Regions from separate parts of the Homo sapiens genome. Here region 2 is linked to region 1. Evidence: chromatin loops called from intact Hi-C (ENCODE). Cell type or tissue: MCF 10A. All regions are shown on one strand.

Region 1 (8,000 bases):
CACCAAAAGCCTGGGTCCTGATCCAGGATGCTTGTCCCAAAAGGGGCCCCACATACTTGATTAAGAAGGAAAGAGTGAGACCACTGTGAGGGGCAACAGTCAAGGATGGGGGGCAGAAGGGGTCTTTGAATCTGAAGCCCACCAGGGGCTGACTGTCCAGCTTTGATGTGAGCAAGAGCCCCTTTGAGGAGCTGCCCAGGCTAGTTCCTTCCACAGTGGCTCAAAGACAGGAGTGCCTGATCTGCTGCCGACTGGCTGGGAGACTGAGATTTGTTGCAGGCCAACTAGTGCATGTGACCCAGTGTCAGATATATCCCCAAAATATCCCTGGCAAGTGGCGGGATGATCTCCTACCCCTTCGCTTGAGCAGGCCGGAGGCCAGGAGCTGAGACTCCTCATTCTCCATTTCTGTTTACCTTCTCCCCAGCTGGGAACAAAGGACAAGAATTTGGGAGTGACAGGCATGTGGCCACACACTCAAATGCACTTGTTTATACCTGTTTGTTTACTGTTTCAGCAGATTCTTGCTTAGCAATAACTGAGTTTATCTCCTTGTCTTAAGGAAACTCTTAAGAATGTTATTATAATGTAGTAAAATTTAAATGTCTCTTGAATGATGAAGCACTAACTAATGTGCTATATCTAAATGTAGAAATGCACATTTACGAGTATTGTCCTCTCCCGGCATTTTCATCTGAACACTCAGTCTGTTGACAACACTCAAAAACTTCATAAAAGATCACAATCTAGCACTTAAGTTCTACAGATAATGTTGAAATCTTGCACAAGATTTAGGAATCTCAGGCAATGACATGCATAACATTGCTATTAGGAAATGTGTAATATACTCTTCTGTTACTATCAGTGGAAAGTCAAAAAACAAACAAACCATAGTGATAAGAGCTGTGTGAATTAAGGAATTTTAGAGCTGAAAGTGACCTTCGAAATCCTAGAGCCTCACCCATTTTTACCTTCTAATAATCGTGCTGTAAAATATCACACTTACACTGTAGAAAATTTGGAAATATACAGAAGATGTTTAAAATTAGGAAGAAAAGGCTGGGCACCGTGGCTCATGCCTGTAATCCCCGCACTTTCGGAGGCTGAGGTGGGCAGATCACAAGGTCAAGAGATCGAGACCAGCCTGGCCAACATGGTGAAACCCAGTCTCTACTAAAAATACAAAAAATTAGCTGGGCGTGGTGGCGCGCGCCACTGCAATCTGACCTAGCGACAGACTGAGACTCAGTCTCAAAAAAAAAAAAAAATCAGGAAGAAAAAAATCACCCACAATTGTATCACCTACAAGAGGTCACCATTTTTTAAAACTTTGCCGTATTTCCTTTCAGACATGTAAAATTTTTGATATATTTATTTTTTTCTTTTTCTTGCTACAAAAAACTGAGATCGTACAGTTTGTATCCTTCACCCTTTACTTAACATTATATAGTGATAATTTTGCTTTTTATTAAAAACTTTTTGAATATGGAATTTTTATTGATTACATAAAATGTGACAGTATGGCATAGAGTCATAAAATATTTGTAACCGTCATCATAGTATTGAATGTGTAATTGCGTTTAAAGATACTATAGTATAGATGTGCTAAGGGAAATACTTTTGTGCATAACTGTTTGTCCCATTTTTAAATTGTTTCTGTAGAAATTGTTGCCAAATTTTGTTCCAGCCAGGTGCGGTGGCTCGCACCTGTAATCCCAGTACTTTGGGAGGCCGAGGTGGGTGGATCACTTGATGTCAGGAGTTCAAGACCAGCCTGGCCAACATGGTGAAACCCTCTCTCTATTAAAAATACAAAAAATTAGCTGGGCATGGTGGTGCGTACCTGTAATCCCAGCTACTCGGGAGGCTGAGGCAGGAGAATTGCTTGAATCCAGGAGGCAGAGGTTGCAGTGAGCAGAGATCTCACCACTGCACTCTAGCCTAGGCAACAGAGGGAGACTCCATCTCAAAAAACAAAACCAAACAAAAAAACAAAACAAAACAAAATTTTGTTCCAGAAAAGTTATAACAATTTTTATCAACAACATGAGAGTGTCTATTTCAGTGTAACCTTTCTAGAATCAGAGTATTACTTTTTTTTTTTGAGGCAGAGTCTGGCTCTGTCGCCCAGGCTGGAATGCAGTGGGGTAGTCTTGGCTCACCGCAACTTCCGCCTCCTGGGTTCAAGCAATTCTCTGCCTCAGCCTCCTGAGTAGCTGGGATTACAGGCACCTGCCACCACGCCCGGCTAATTTTTTGTATTTTTAGTAGAGACAGGGCTTCACCATCTTGGCCAAGCCGGCCTTGAACTCCTTACCTCAGGATCCACTGGCCTCGGCCTCCCAAAGTACTGGGATTACAGGTGTGAGCCACCATGCCTGGTCGAGTATTACCATTTTTAATAATGGTAATGGGTAATATAAAATAATGTTATTTTAGGAAACAATTCTAAAGCTTCATTTTCAGGAGACTGAGATTTTAGAAGCTACTTCTTTAATTCTTATGACATAGAGTCGGATTAGACACAAAATAAATGTTATGAAAATGCTACTACTGTTCTTTGAAGGCTGTTTATAGTTTGTAGATGCTGAGAATATGGTGAAATGGTAAACTATGCATAGCCTTAACTTACGGAGTGCTAGAGTTTTGGGCTGAGGAGCTGGTCACCATTGGGCATCTGACAACTGATTGTTTGGGCTTCTGGGACTGTTTCTGGAGGGGCCTGGATCTCAGCACACTGTGTCAGGTAGGAGAGGAAAAAAACGTTATCTGTTTGCTCCTAAGCTCATTGGTTGAAGATTCGCCCCACAAGCTTCAATTTCTCTGCACTTACTTTTTTCTCTGACTTATTGTGGGTTTCTCAAGCATAGGGGCCAGGGGTCCTGTGAGGTGGGTGCCATTTGGGATGCCACATGGAGCTGGCAGTGTCCACAGACAGCTGGTTTCTGCAGTGGCAGCAGGGTGGAGTAAGCGTCCAACGGTGTCCAAAGATTTGGAGTGGTACTTAAGAGGTGTTTACACGAGCAACAAGGTAAGTAGAGATAACTGGGCCTTCAATACAGAGGTTGATGGAAACACATCTGCAAGTGTACCTGATTCAAATCATCACACAGTAACCCCTCCAGGGGAATGTCAAATTCTGTACTGTTTTTAATGCTCAGCTGACACATTGCTCTAGTCCAGTGGTTCTAGAACTTTTTGAGCTTAGGATCCCTTTATACTCTTAAAAATTATTGAGAACTTCAGACAAATTCATATATATGAAGTGAGGGGACAGAAAGGAGGTATATCTATATCCATATCTATCTATCTATCAATATTTATCATATTAAAAATTAAAATGGAAAAAAATAAAGAATATTTATAGATGGAAAAGTGGCCATTATAAACCAATTACATGTTAACACAAATAATGTGTTTTATGCAAAATAACTATATTTCCCAAAATAACAGTTAGTGGCATCAGTGGCATTGGTTTACATTTTGCAAACCTCTTGAATAGCGGGTTTAATATCAGATAGTGGAATTCTCTTTTTTTTTTTTTTTGAGACATTGTCTCGCTCTGTTGCCCAGACTGGAGTGCAGTGGTGCAATCTCAGCTCACTGCGACCTCTGCCTCCCGGGTTCATGCGATTCTCGCGCCTCAGGCTTCCGAGTAGCTGGGATTTATAGGCGTGCGCCACCATGCCCAGCTAATTTTTTGTATTTTTCGTCGAGACGGGGTTTCACCATGTTGGCCAGGCTGCTCTTGAACTCCTGACCTCGAGTGATCTGCCCACCTCGGCCTCCCAAAATGCTGAGATTACAGGCGTGAGCCATCGCATCCGGTCGCAGATGGTGGAGTTTTTATTTCTGCTTCCACATTTGACCTGTTACCATATGTTTTGTTTGAAGTAGATGGGGAAGTCCAGCACCCCCCAGGTATACAATTGAAAAGGGGGACTTCGTGTGTCCCTGAAGTCCACAGACCACACTTTGAGAACTGCTGCTCAAGTCTAAGTTGCGAATTTCTCAATTACATGAACAAGACTCTAGCGGAAACCAGTACTGTGTGCGCTCAACAGACTAAATTGTTTGGAAAAGCGTTTCCTAGGAGTTGCTATAAACCAAATGACTCATTTAAACGTTTTTATTACTTTGACAAATACTTCGGCTCTGCAGCCTGTTCCTTTTTTAAACCAACTTGCCTCATTACACAGCTGTGGTCTGCACAGCTTTGGCCACCAGGTGGCTCCCACCCCCAGCCTTTTCTAGAAGGATCCATTCAGGACGCTTCATTCCTTGATGGCGCCCTAGCTGCTCAGGGCACTCAGGGAAACTTTATTTTGTTCAACATAAGAAAAGAGTCAGTTGTGGGAGGCCGACGCAGGCGGATCAACTGAGGTCAGGAGTTTGAGACCAGCCTGGCCAACCTGGCAAAACTCCGTCTCTACTAAAAATACAAAAATTAGCCGGGCATAATGGCGGGCACGTGTAATCCCAGCTACTTGGGAGGCTGAGGCAGGAGAGCTGCTTGAACCTCAAAGGCAGGGGTAGCAGTGAGCCGAGATCATGCCACTGCACTCCAGCCTGGGCGACAGAGGAAGACTCCATCTCAACAACAACAACAAAAAAAAAAAAAAAAAAAAAAAAAGAGGAGAAAAGAGTCAGTTGGGTAAGGGGAGGATTATTTCAAGGAAAAGGGAAGTTAAGAAAGAATAGAACTGGCAGTGCGTGGTGGCTCACGCCTGTAATCCCAGCACTTTGGGAGGCCGAGGCGGGTCTAACACGAGGTCAGGAGTTCGAGACCAGCACAGCCAAGATGGTGAAACCCCCTTCTCCACTAAAAATACAAAAATTAGCCGGGCATGGCAGCAGGTACCTGTAATCCCAGCTGCTCAGGAGGCTGAGGCAGAGAATTGCTTGAACTCGGGAGGCGGAGGTTGCAGTGAGTCGAGATTGCTCCACCGCACTCCAGCCTGGGCGAAAGAGTGAGACTCCGTCTCAAAAAAAAAAAAAGTATATTTAACATAGGAGGTTGGTAAAAAAAATCTAAAAGAGTTGGTCTGAATACTGGAAGAAGTACTATATGGCACCTTTACTCTCTTACCAGCTTAATGTAGCTTTTTCCTTCTCATTGTTTTTAACTGATATGCTTAAATTGGGTATTATTATCTCTACTAAAATGGTTCTCTCTCAAAGCAAGGTGTTATACTAGATACCACGTGGGATAAACAAAGAGGTGGTGGGGAATGCGCCCCTCCACCCTGAGAGACAGGAGGTGTGGGTGTTTTCACTCTAGCACATATTCACTGTGACACTGTGGGGTTACTTCTGTTTCCTAACCTGAGTGATCCACCCCACTTACAAGAGAGGGCTGATAATCCTTAACTGTCCAGAGGTTTGTTTCCAAATCAGATTGTCTCTGGAGTTCCTTGCGAGACTCGAAATACACGATTCTGTGATTCTATTTCAGTCTGGTTGAGTTCTTTAGTTGCAAGCAACAGATAACCAACTTGGTTAATCTTGCCCAGTTTCCTTAATAAGACTCATACGGCCCTTCGCTACCTGGGCCCTGCCTGTGCCTCCAGCCTCAAATCTTCTTCAGGCACTGTGAAGCTCCAGACATATGGCGACATCCCCCACACCATGTGTGCCCCTTCTCCGGCCTCTGCTGCCTAATAGTAGGTTTCAGGTAGGCATCACTTCCGCTGGGCTGCCTTCCATGACCTCCCCAGTCTGGATCGCGTCCTCTCCTGGGTGCTCCAGCAGCAGCTTCCTCCACTTCTCCATCATACCTTTGAGACTATTGTATTATAATTTTCTAAATGCTTTCCCCTCCTGTGAGTCCTGGGCAGAAGGAAGCATGTCCACCTTCTTCACGGGTATCCCCAATACACAGTACAGTGTCTGGCACACAGCAGGTACACAAAATATATTTAATGAAGGAACAGAGGAAGGGAGAGAAGATATCTCTTCTTGGATAGTGCCAGTCATATATTAGGTGTTCATTAAACATTTGTAGAACCGAACTGAGAATGCTGAGCCCTTTAACAGGATCCTCAAAACCTCGTAAAATAAACACAGATAGGCCGGGCGCGGTGGCTCACGCTTGTAATCCCAGTACTTTGGAAGGCTGAGGCGTGTGGATCACAAGGTCAGGAGATCGAGACCATCCTGGCTAACGCAGGTGAAACCTGGTCTCTAGTAAAAATAGAAAAAATTAGCCGGGAGTGGTAGCGGGCGCCTGTAGTCCCAACTACTCGGGAGGCTGAGGCAGGAGAATGGCATGAACCCGGGACGCGGAGCTTGCAGTGAGCCGAGATAGCGCCACTGCACTCCAGCCTGGGCTACAGAGCAAGACTCTTGTCTCAATAAAAATAAAAAACACAGATAATAATAGGATTTTGCCGAATATAGAACCAAGTGGCAGATTTAAAATTTGAACCACAACATCCTGGATTTGACGTCTTTTGTACTACTTTTGTTGAGAAAGGGGAAATGCTCTCTTCACTCAGGCACCCACCACGAGAGCTAGCCTGGAGGATGCGGGCTCAGCACGTGCTAGAGGAACCCCGGGGGGATGGAGAAACGGTGGAGAGACGGGGAGGGCTCCGGAAAACTGCGTTCTCACAAGACCAAAGGGAGGGGAGGGAGGGGGAGATGTGGCTGCAAGTGCAGTTGGAGAGGGTGTGAAGAGATCGGGAGTCCTCTGCGAGGCTCTGGAGCACCCGGCGCCTAAGAGGCTAGTGCGCCCCGTGCCGCTGCGGTAGGACCTGGCGGTCCGCAGCTCCTGAAGGGCCTGGCCGTTCACGGGGCAGGCAGGACGGGCGAAATCCCCCGCAGTTAGCGGTCAACAGAAAGGGCGACACGGAACGGGGTTCCTGGCACCCGAGCTCGCCGCACCGAAGTCTCCTGGTAACAGCGACACGGGACCGGGCTATGTGACCACACACCTGAAGCCCCTGGAGAGCTCTTTGTTTTATTTCAAATTGTGGTAAAAAGGACATAACATTAAATACCATCTTACCCATTTTTAAGTGCACAGTTCAGTGGCATCGAGAGCATTCACATCGCTGTGTGGCCATCACCACTGTCCACCTCTAGAACTCTTCATCGGCCTGTGCAGCAGCTGCCACCTGTTCAACACTAACTCCCGGTTCCCACTCCCGCAGCGCCGTATCACACTTACACTTCTGTGTCTATGAATTCGCCTGCTTTACATATGGCATATGAGTGGAATCACACAGTATTGGTACTTTTGTGACTGGCCTATTTCACTCAGCATAATGGCCTGGAGGTTCATCCATGTTGTAGCATGTAATGGGATTTCCTTCTTTTTTTTTTTTTTTTTTTTGACAGAATCTTGCTCTGTCGCCCAGGCTGGAGTGCAGTGGCGTGATCTCGGTTCACTGCAATCTCCGTCTCCCGGGTTCAAGTGATTCTTTGCCTCAGCCTCCCGAGTAGCTGGGATTACAGGCAAGCTCCACCATGCCCAGCTTCTTTGTGTATTTTCAGTAGAGATGGGGTTATGCCTTGTTGGTCAGGCTGGTCTTGACCTCAGGTGATCCACCCACCCTGGCCTCCCAAAGTGCTGGGATTACAGGTGGGAGCCACCATGCCGGGCAATTTCCTTTTCTTCTTCTTTTTTTTTTTTTTTTGAGACAGAGTCTTGCCCTGTCGCCCAGGCTGGAGTGTGCAATGGCATGATATTGGCTCACTGCAACCTCCATGTCTTGGTTTCAAACCATTCTCCTGCCTCAGCCTCCCAACTCCCAAGTATCTGGGATTACAGGCACCTGCCACCACACCTGGCTAATTTTTGTGTTTTTAGTAGAGATGGGGTTTCACCATGTTGGCCAGGCTGGTCTCGAACTTCTGACCTCGTGATCCACCCATCTCGGCCTCCCAAAGTCCTGGGATTACAGGCATGAGCCACTGCACCTGGCCGATTTCCTTCTTTTTAAAGGCTCTATAATATTCCACTGTATGGATGCACCACATTTTGTGTAATAATTCAT
Region 2 (8,000 bases), 1.9 Mb after region 1:
CCACATTTGTGTACCCAGCCATCAGTTGAAATTTTAGCCACTGAAGAAGTGCAAACAAAACCACAAGATAACACTACATATCCACTAAATGACTATATTTAAAAAGACAGGCAATAGCAAGTGTTGGGAACATGTGGAAAAACTGGATTCTTCATGCTTTGTTGGCAAGAACGTAAAATTATACAACCTCTTTGTAAAAGAGTATAGCAGTTCTTCAGAACGTTACCTACCCAGTTACCATACCATCCTCAACTCCACTCCCAGTGTACGTTCAAGAGATACGAAAACGTACGTCCACATAAAGACATGTACATGAATGTTTGTAGCAACACCATGCATATTAGTGAACATTTATTTTACACGCCTTTTTTACAAACATATTTCTAATATAAAATTTGATATGTCTAAATTCTATGCAACTTACCAAATATCCCATGTGACAGAATATGTTTCAGGGAAGCTTTGGAGAGGTATATTGTGATATAACATAGCCTGGTATCAATTATCAGTTTCTTGAAGAACAAACAGCTTTTTCTCTTGCTTGTTTTTGTTTTGATTTTAAATCTCATCAGGGAAGCATCATTAAAGTAGAATTTCTATTTTCTGAAAAAGCCCTCATCAGCCATTATTAAGTAGAATGGTGTCACTAAATATGACAACATAAAGAAGCATGTTACTATTATTATTATTTTGATGAGAGAGTACTTTGTCTTTGATACTTTAGCCAGAGTTACATTCTTCATCTTCAGAGAGCTCCCCTCTTGATTTTAGTGCCCTAGTAGGTCACCAAGTCAGCAAGCTCTGAAGACATCTAAGTTGCCTACACGTTTTTCATTTCTTGCTTATTTTCACTTCGTTTCTCACAGCCATTGCTCTATCTGCCTTTGTGTGTTGCTTGAGCAAGGCTGCAGGCTTCTTAAAGATTGCATTCCAATGACTCTGCTTTCTCCTTATGTCTACCTCAGGGTCAGGGCGTTCCAAGGTCAGGAAGAAAAGGGAGGAATAATTGTATACTGAAAAATATAAACAGACCTGTTTTGCTGGGGTACTCAGAAATAAGGTAAGGAGGTGCCGCTGCAGAGAGCAGAAATGGGTAAATTCCATCGGTCCATTTCATCCACAGTTTAACCTCTTCCTGATCAGATCAGTCAGTTCCCACTGCTTTTCGTTTTTAGTGAAGCACAGTTTTACAAGACGATCTTAGGGACTTGGGACATAAAACTTGAAAAGCATTCTCAATGGTAAAAATTACATGCATTTTTGTGAATGTGTCAGTCACTCCTTCCTTGTACCCTACACGTGCCTAGACTAGTGCCAGGCACACAGCAGTTTCTCAATACATGTCTTTAAAACTTATGAACTCCAAAAATGAGGAGAAAAGCTGAAGCTGGAGACAGGAACATATTCTGCAAGTCCTAGGATTAAAATAGGAGAGTGAAGTGATCGGGTTTGGGTTTCAGAAGGAATTCTCCTGTCTCAGTGTTGAAGATGGGTTGGAGAAGAACAAAGGTAAGACCATCTATGTAGAGAAAATGCACTTTTTGCCTAAACCAGAGGAATAAGGAGGAAGAGGTGGCATTCTACAGATGTGAAGGCAATTTATCTGTGAAGCTGAGGGACTCGGGATGTGGAGGGAGAAAGGGAGGGAAGCACCCAAGATTGTTGTGCAGGAGCTAAGCTTAGCTGGGGACCACGGGAGGCGCCTTTACCTGGGGCGGGACCTTCCTTAGGTGGGGGTTGAGGAAGAAGCGGCCAGGCTTGGCTTCCATCGAGGTTTCTGTATCTGGGTGATACCTGGTGATGTGTCGACAGGCAGTGGGTTAAGAAGGCCTCAATTTCAGGAAAGGACTATGGCCTGGTCACATACATTAGCGAGCTGTCTACATAGAGGTGGCAGTTTACATCTTGAGAATGGTTGCTTCCAGGAAAAGAGTATAGGATGAGAAAAGCAGTAGGAATGAAGAATGAAAGCCCCGCCTCAGGCGTGGGTGAAACCTTTTACCATAACCAGAGGTGCTGGGCCATTGGGAAAATGTGTCATTATTAATAAAGCTTCCGCCACCCCTCTTCTGGGTTGAATTTTTCCCCCCATCAAACATCCTATGTTGAGGTCCTAACCCCCAACACCTCAGAATGGGGCCCTGTTTGGAAAGAGGTTCCTTAGAGGTAATCAGTCAAGACGACGTCACACTGGAGTAGGATGGGCCCCTAATCTAACACGACTGTGTTCTTATAAAAAGAAGGCCAGGTGAAGAAGCCGACACACAGGAGAACGCTGCATGGAGACTGGAGTTCTGCTGCCAAGGAATCGGTGGAAGCCAGGAAAGAGCCTGCAACAGATCCTTCCGCCGCACCTCCAGAAGAAGCACAGCCCTGGGGACTGCTGGATCTTACACTTCTGGCTTCCAGAACAGTGAGTCAATACATTTCTGTTGTTTTAGCGGCTCAGTTTGCGGTCCTTTGTTGTGCCGACTCCAGGAAACTGGACAATCCCCATGCCGTGCAAAGCAAACGTTATATTCTAACCTTCAGTAATACACCCTCTCCCAAGTCCTGACATTTTTCTTTTTCTTTGATCTTTGCTCCCTGATTCTCAGAGGTTCCTGGATGGGCAGGTCATTCCGTGTGTACTCACCAATCCAGGCCCACACCCCAGTGCCCCGAGACTCAAATTACACCAGCAACTCTCAGCCACTTCAAAGAACCTAGTCTGTCCATATATGGCTCTTAAGTTTTTAGGTTTCAGCCCTGCCTGAAATAAGTGAAGTAATATCATTGTCCTCAATTTCCTCATATGGTGCTTAGATTGCAAGATCATTTCCAGCTCAAAGTTTCTAAAAGAGTTGAATTGAAAATATTTCTCAGAAGGATGAGGAGGAGTGGCCCAATCCCTTCCCTCACCTCATCCCTTCTTATCACGAAACTTCCTGGGCTTTTATCTGGGCAAGGGTAGGAGCCTTCGTGTGACATTAACAGGTAAATCCTTGGATTTTTGGCCATATCTTTAAGCCTTTCCTATAGACCTCTTAAATACGAAATTCCCACAACTGGAATATATACCGCATTGATACTATCTTCCCCTTTATCCTAAAACTGTCATCTTTAAGCTTCAAACAGTACTGTGATTTGATGTTAACCATGATGATTTGTACAACCGTATTTACAAGGCCACAACTCAAGTCATTTTTAGATTTCATCCTTCTAGACTGTAGCCAAATTCCCATCCATAAAGCCTATCTGATTCTTATTTCAGTGTACTCCTCTTTCTCTACCATCAGTATTGGATTATTCGTCAATTGCATTTGTATTCTCACCTTTTCTAACTATACTGCTCTAACTTACAATTTCAAATTCAATTTTTTTTCATAAAGCCACTAACCACCTAATTAAACAAACAAACATCCCATTATAGCCTTAGAATCTGCAGCTCACCCTGGTAAGCCCTGCACCAGACTAATGGTGTTATCAGCATGTCTTAAATACTGTTATCTAAATGTTATTGAAACTGTATCACATGTCAACTTGGGAAAAAATGTTGTGCATATTTTTGAGATAAGACCACTAAGCTGGTCCAAGGAATATATGTGTGAGTAACATTTCTCACTGTTTTTTTTTTAATTTAATGTCATTACTATAGCAGCGAAATGCACAATACATAAAAATATTAATATTCTGCCACGAAGTAAAACTATATTGTCATTTTCATACCTATTAGTAATTCAAGAGAAAAAGGTCTGTTCTTCTCAATCTTAGCTTTGATAAAAATTATAAATATATTTTTAAAACAATATATATTGTTTAATTAAAATAAATAAACAATATATTGCACTCTTTCATCCACCAAGCACAAAGCAGGTTCTGATAAAAAACAAAATATTATTAATTAGTTATCCAAAAGCATAGTTAATAGTGTAGAACCCTGTTTTTAATTCAGCATTTTTATATGTAAGAGTTTCATAGTTAATAGGAATTGGCCATTTTATAAATGGTTGGTGACAGCATCATACTGAATGGGATGCGATTCTTATGGTATATGACAATAGTCTATTCCTTCAAAGGGAGAGGTGACAGGGAGGTTAATTAACCTTTCATCAGTTAAGAGTCCTTTATCGATGAGGATGTAAAGAGAAATTCATCTCAAAACAATAGTTTGTGGGTACGGGTTGTTTTACCCATTTTCTAGATAAAAGGAGCTGAATTTCATATCCAAAATCTAGTTGCAGCCACCTACAGCCAAGTTAACCACATCGTCCCATTTCTGCTGATCAGAAAGGAAGCCTCTAGCAAACCATCTATATTAATGCAAAGAACAACTTTCTATCCAAATAATCTGAATTTAAATTTAGCAGATTTTTAAATTAATAAGCTTTTGACTTTATTGTTACTGAGATTCTACCTTATTGCAAACTGGGTTTCTTTCCAATTCTAAGGAGACAGTTATTCTTCTTTTTTTTTTTTTTTTTTTTTTTTGGGACAGAGTCTCGCTCTGTTGCCCCAGGCTGGAGTGCAGTGGTACAATCTCCACTTACTGCAACCTTTGCCTCATGGATTCAAGCGATTCTCCTGCCTCAGCTTCCTGAGTAACTGGGATTACAGGCGCAGGCCACCACACCTGGCTAATTTTTTATATTTTTGGTAGAGACGGGGTTTCACCATGTTGGCCAGGCTGGTCTTGAACTCCTGATCTCAAGTGATCCACCTGTCTCGGCCTCCCAAAGTGCTGGGATTACAGGTGTGAGCCACCATGCCCAGCCTCAGAATGGTTTCTTTTAGCTGCTTTTAGTAAAGTGCAAGAGAGAAACTCTGCCTTGCCCCTCTCACATATGCGCGTGCACACACACACACACACACAGAGGCAGGCAGGCCCACATTAGCACCCATGAGTAGGGAACTGTAGACTTTTCGTTGTCTTCTTTATAAATCAATGGGATGTAATGAATATTTTTTCTGATGGCTAAGGCCTTATAGCTATATTAATGGGATTATGGCGCCATCATGTGGTAATATGACATTTTTAAAAATTATTTTTTACTGGCTGGGTGCAGTGGCTCAAGCCTGAAATCACAGCACTTTGGGAGGCCGAGGCGAGCGGATCATGAGGTCAGGAGTTCAAGACTAGCCTGGCCAACATGGTGAAACCCCGTCTCTACTAAAGATAAAAAAAAATAGCTGGGCATGGTGGCGCGCACCTGTAATCCCAGCTACTTGGGAGGCTGAAGCAGGAGAATCACTTGAACCGGGGAGGCCGAGGTTGCAGTGAGCCGAGATCGTGCCATTGCACTCCAGCCTGGGCAACAGGCTGAGACTCCGTCTCAAAAATATATATATTTTTAAATTATGAAATACTTAAAATGTACTAAAAAGTACAGAAATAATAACAAATACTTGTGTACCCAAGTTTACGATATTACTTTATATATTTTTCTAAATTAAAGAAATAATCTTCACAAATACACAGATACTATCCCATCTCTCCATTCTCAGAAGTAACTACTGACTTCTGAGTATTAGTTTTGTTTCTTATGTAAATATGTATAATTCATAATCACTATGAACCATTATTTTATCAGTTGAAATGTCTACAACACATATGGCATCATTCTATTGAGATACACATTGGCAGATATATGTGTGTGTATGTATATATATTCTCTTGCAATTTGTGGTATTCACTTAATGGTAGGTTTTGAAGTTTTATCTATTTATATTTGTAGTTCTAGTTCTTTTTTAACAACAGTATAGTAGTAATACATCTCTTTGAACAGGACAGTGAAGTTGATTCCATTTGCTCAATATGATAAATTGCACTGCAAAGAACATTCTTTTACATGTCACAGTGTATAGGTTTCCTCTGGAGTTAAAACTTTGGCATGAAATTGCTTTCCAAACCTGATGCTCCTGTCTGTGTTTGTAATGCCTTTGCAGGCATTAAAACACCTCAGCTACAAGGTTGAATCAATGAGGTGAAAACAGAAAGCTTTCTCTTGTGTTCTTGACGTTAAAGCGTTGTTTCTATTTCATCATGGTGTGTAACGTTTGCTATTGTTTATTATGCGTACCATTTAGCAGGTTAAGAAAATTCCCTTCCCTTCCAAATATTCTAACAGTTTTATCTTGAATAAATACTATTTTAAAATGCACTTTTATATCTATTGGAATGGAATCAAACGTGATTCCTTTTTGACAATTTTTATGTGCTTGAAGTAAAGGGATATTTTACATGCACTCAGTTAAAAAACAAAAACAATAACAAAAACAAAAAACATTTAAACAGGATTTCCCCCCTCCCCAGACGATAAATGGAGTTTTTGCTCTATATCTTTGCTAGGCTCAACATATTTTGAAATATGCTTTGTACTGGGTGTGAGACGAGCCACTTTCATTATGCCTGCCACAGTTGAGCAAGTATAAATATGTAGGTTTCTGTTCTCGTAGCCCTTTATTTGTATATATAAAATATTACAAACACTATACATCTGGGATAATTATCTTGGCTAGTCAATTAACAAGAAAGCCAGATCTATATTCTCCTGACACAACTGGTTTATTATTGCCTTTACTTCTACAACTTCCCCTTTGTTAACTCTAAGCTCTTTAAGGATAAGGAGCTTGGTTACTTCATATTCTCACACAGCTTACTGCCAGGCATGTAGTAGATCTCTACAAATGTTTGTGGAAAGAATCAATGACCAGCATCAGGGAGAATCTTGCTTTTATTAGTATTTGAGTTATTATTTTTGAGACAAACACATTATAGCCCCTATTTTGTTGGGCATAAATTGATTCAACAATAATGAACAGAGAGAAGTTTAATACACAGAAAGTGCAATGGAGTTGCAGTGTGAGAGGTTTACATTTTTGTTTGAACTTCAAGAAGGAGATATTTAAGGATTAAAACCTGGAATTGGAAAATGAAAAGGAAAAATGCTATTAAAAATTAGCAAAATTTTATAAAGAATTTTATAAAGAAACAAAATTAACATCTCAATGTAAAATATATCACCATTGAAATTTAAAACTCGGTAAACAGTGGGCATCTTAATTAGACACTGTTGAAGATCGAAACAAGGAGCTGAACAACATGTAGAAGAAACTAACCGTAATGCACAGCATAGATAGAGATGGAAAACATGGAGGAGAGGTTAAGACACATGAAGTACAAAATAAGGTCCAGGATATGGTTTACAGAACCTTTAATATAAAAGAACTGAGAAACAGGAGTACAGCAATATTTCAAGATATAATGACTAAGAGTTTTCCAAATTAAATGGAATAAATGAATCCTCAGCTTCAAAAACAAAACAAATACCAAGAGAAATAAATGTTCAAACATCTCCCATTTCAGACGAATTTTAGAACTGTAAAATCCCTCCCCTCAAAAATTAAACTCCAAATTACCTATAAAAATGGCTACTAAAAACGATAAGCTAGAAAATACCAGAATAACATCTTCCAAGTTCTAAAAGGAACTGCTATAAATCCAGAGATTTGTATTCAGTTAAACTCTCATTGAAGAACAACAGAGAAATAAATAGTTTTCAGACAAACTGCAAAAAATGTCATGAGGACATGTCATGAAATGAACTTCTGAAGGATGTATTCCAGAAAGAACAAAATCACACCGAGAAAAATTACACAAATTTCAAAACTGAAAGTAAGCAAGATTCTGGGAAACAGGAAGGTCAATCTCGACAAACACAATTTTCATCAAAAGAGAAGAATGTCCAAGAAAAGGTGACTAAAAAAGTAAGTGCAATGGGAAAAAGATCTGAACAGACACCTCCCCAAAGAAGATAGACTGATGGCAAACAGGCATAAACCCATGAAAAGATGCTCAACATCATGTGTTATTAGGGAATTGTAAATTAACACAACAATGAGATACCACAACACACATACTACAATAACTAAAATCCAAAATACTGACAACACCAAATGCTGGTGAAGGTGTGGAACAACAGGAACTCTCATTCATTGCTGGTGGGAATGCAAAATGGTTC

The links. Hi-C counts contacts between places; a loop is a spot of excess contacts. Peaks named below come from ENCODE experiments on the same cell type or tissue, not always from the same donor. Only the 100,000 strongest peaks of a DNase experiment are listed, where the experiment ranks them.
Region 2: a loop joins it to region 1, with 26 times the contacts of the local background. A loop is called at or near these places in 7 of 110 quality-filtered maps.

Annotation. Positions count from the first base shown.
Region 1 is chr13:20,939,509-20,947,508 of GRCh38, forward strand. It overlaps LINC00367 (long intergenic non-protein coding RNA 367), which reads right to left. Exons shown (of 6, transcript NR_104058.1): 3 at 2,834-3,092; 4 at 2,633-2,737; 5 at 355-427. Among named protein-coding and RNA genes, the nearest start is that of LINC00367, 5.9 kb to the right of the region's middle. RefSeq lists enhancers at 92-591, 3,986-4,562. In MCF 10A, a CTCF peak has its summit at 4,221 (motif pointing right); a DNase peak (open chromatin) is centred at 4,223.
Region 2 is chr13:22,791,293-22,799,292 of GRCh38, forward strand. No RefSeq gene overlaps it. Among named protein-coding and RNA genes, the nearest start is that of LINC00621, 120 kb to the right of the region's middle. In MCF 10A, a CTCF peak has its summit at 4,990 (motif pointing left); no DNase peak of the experiment used is centred here.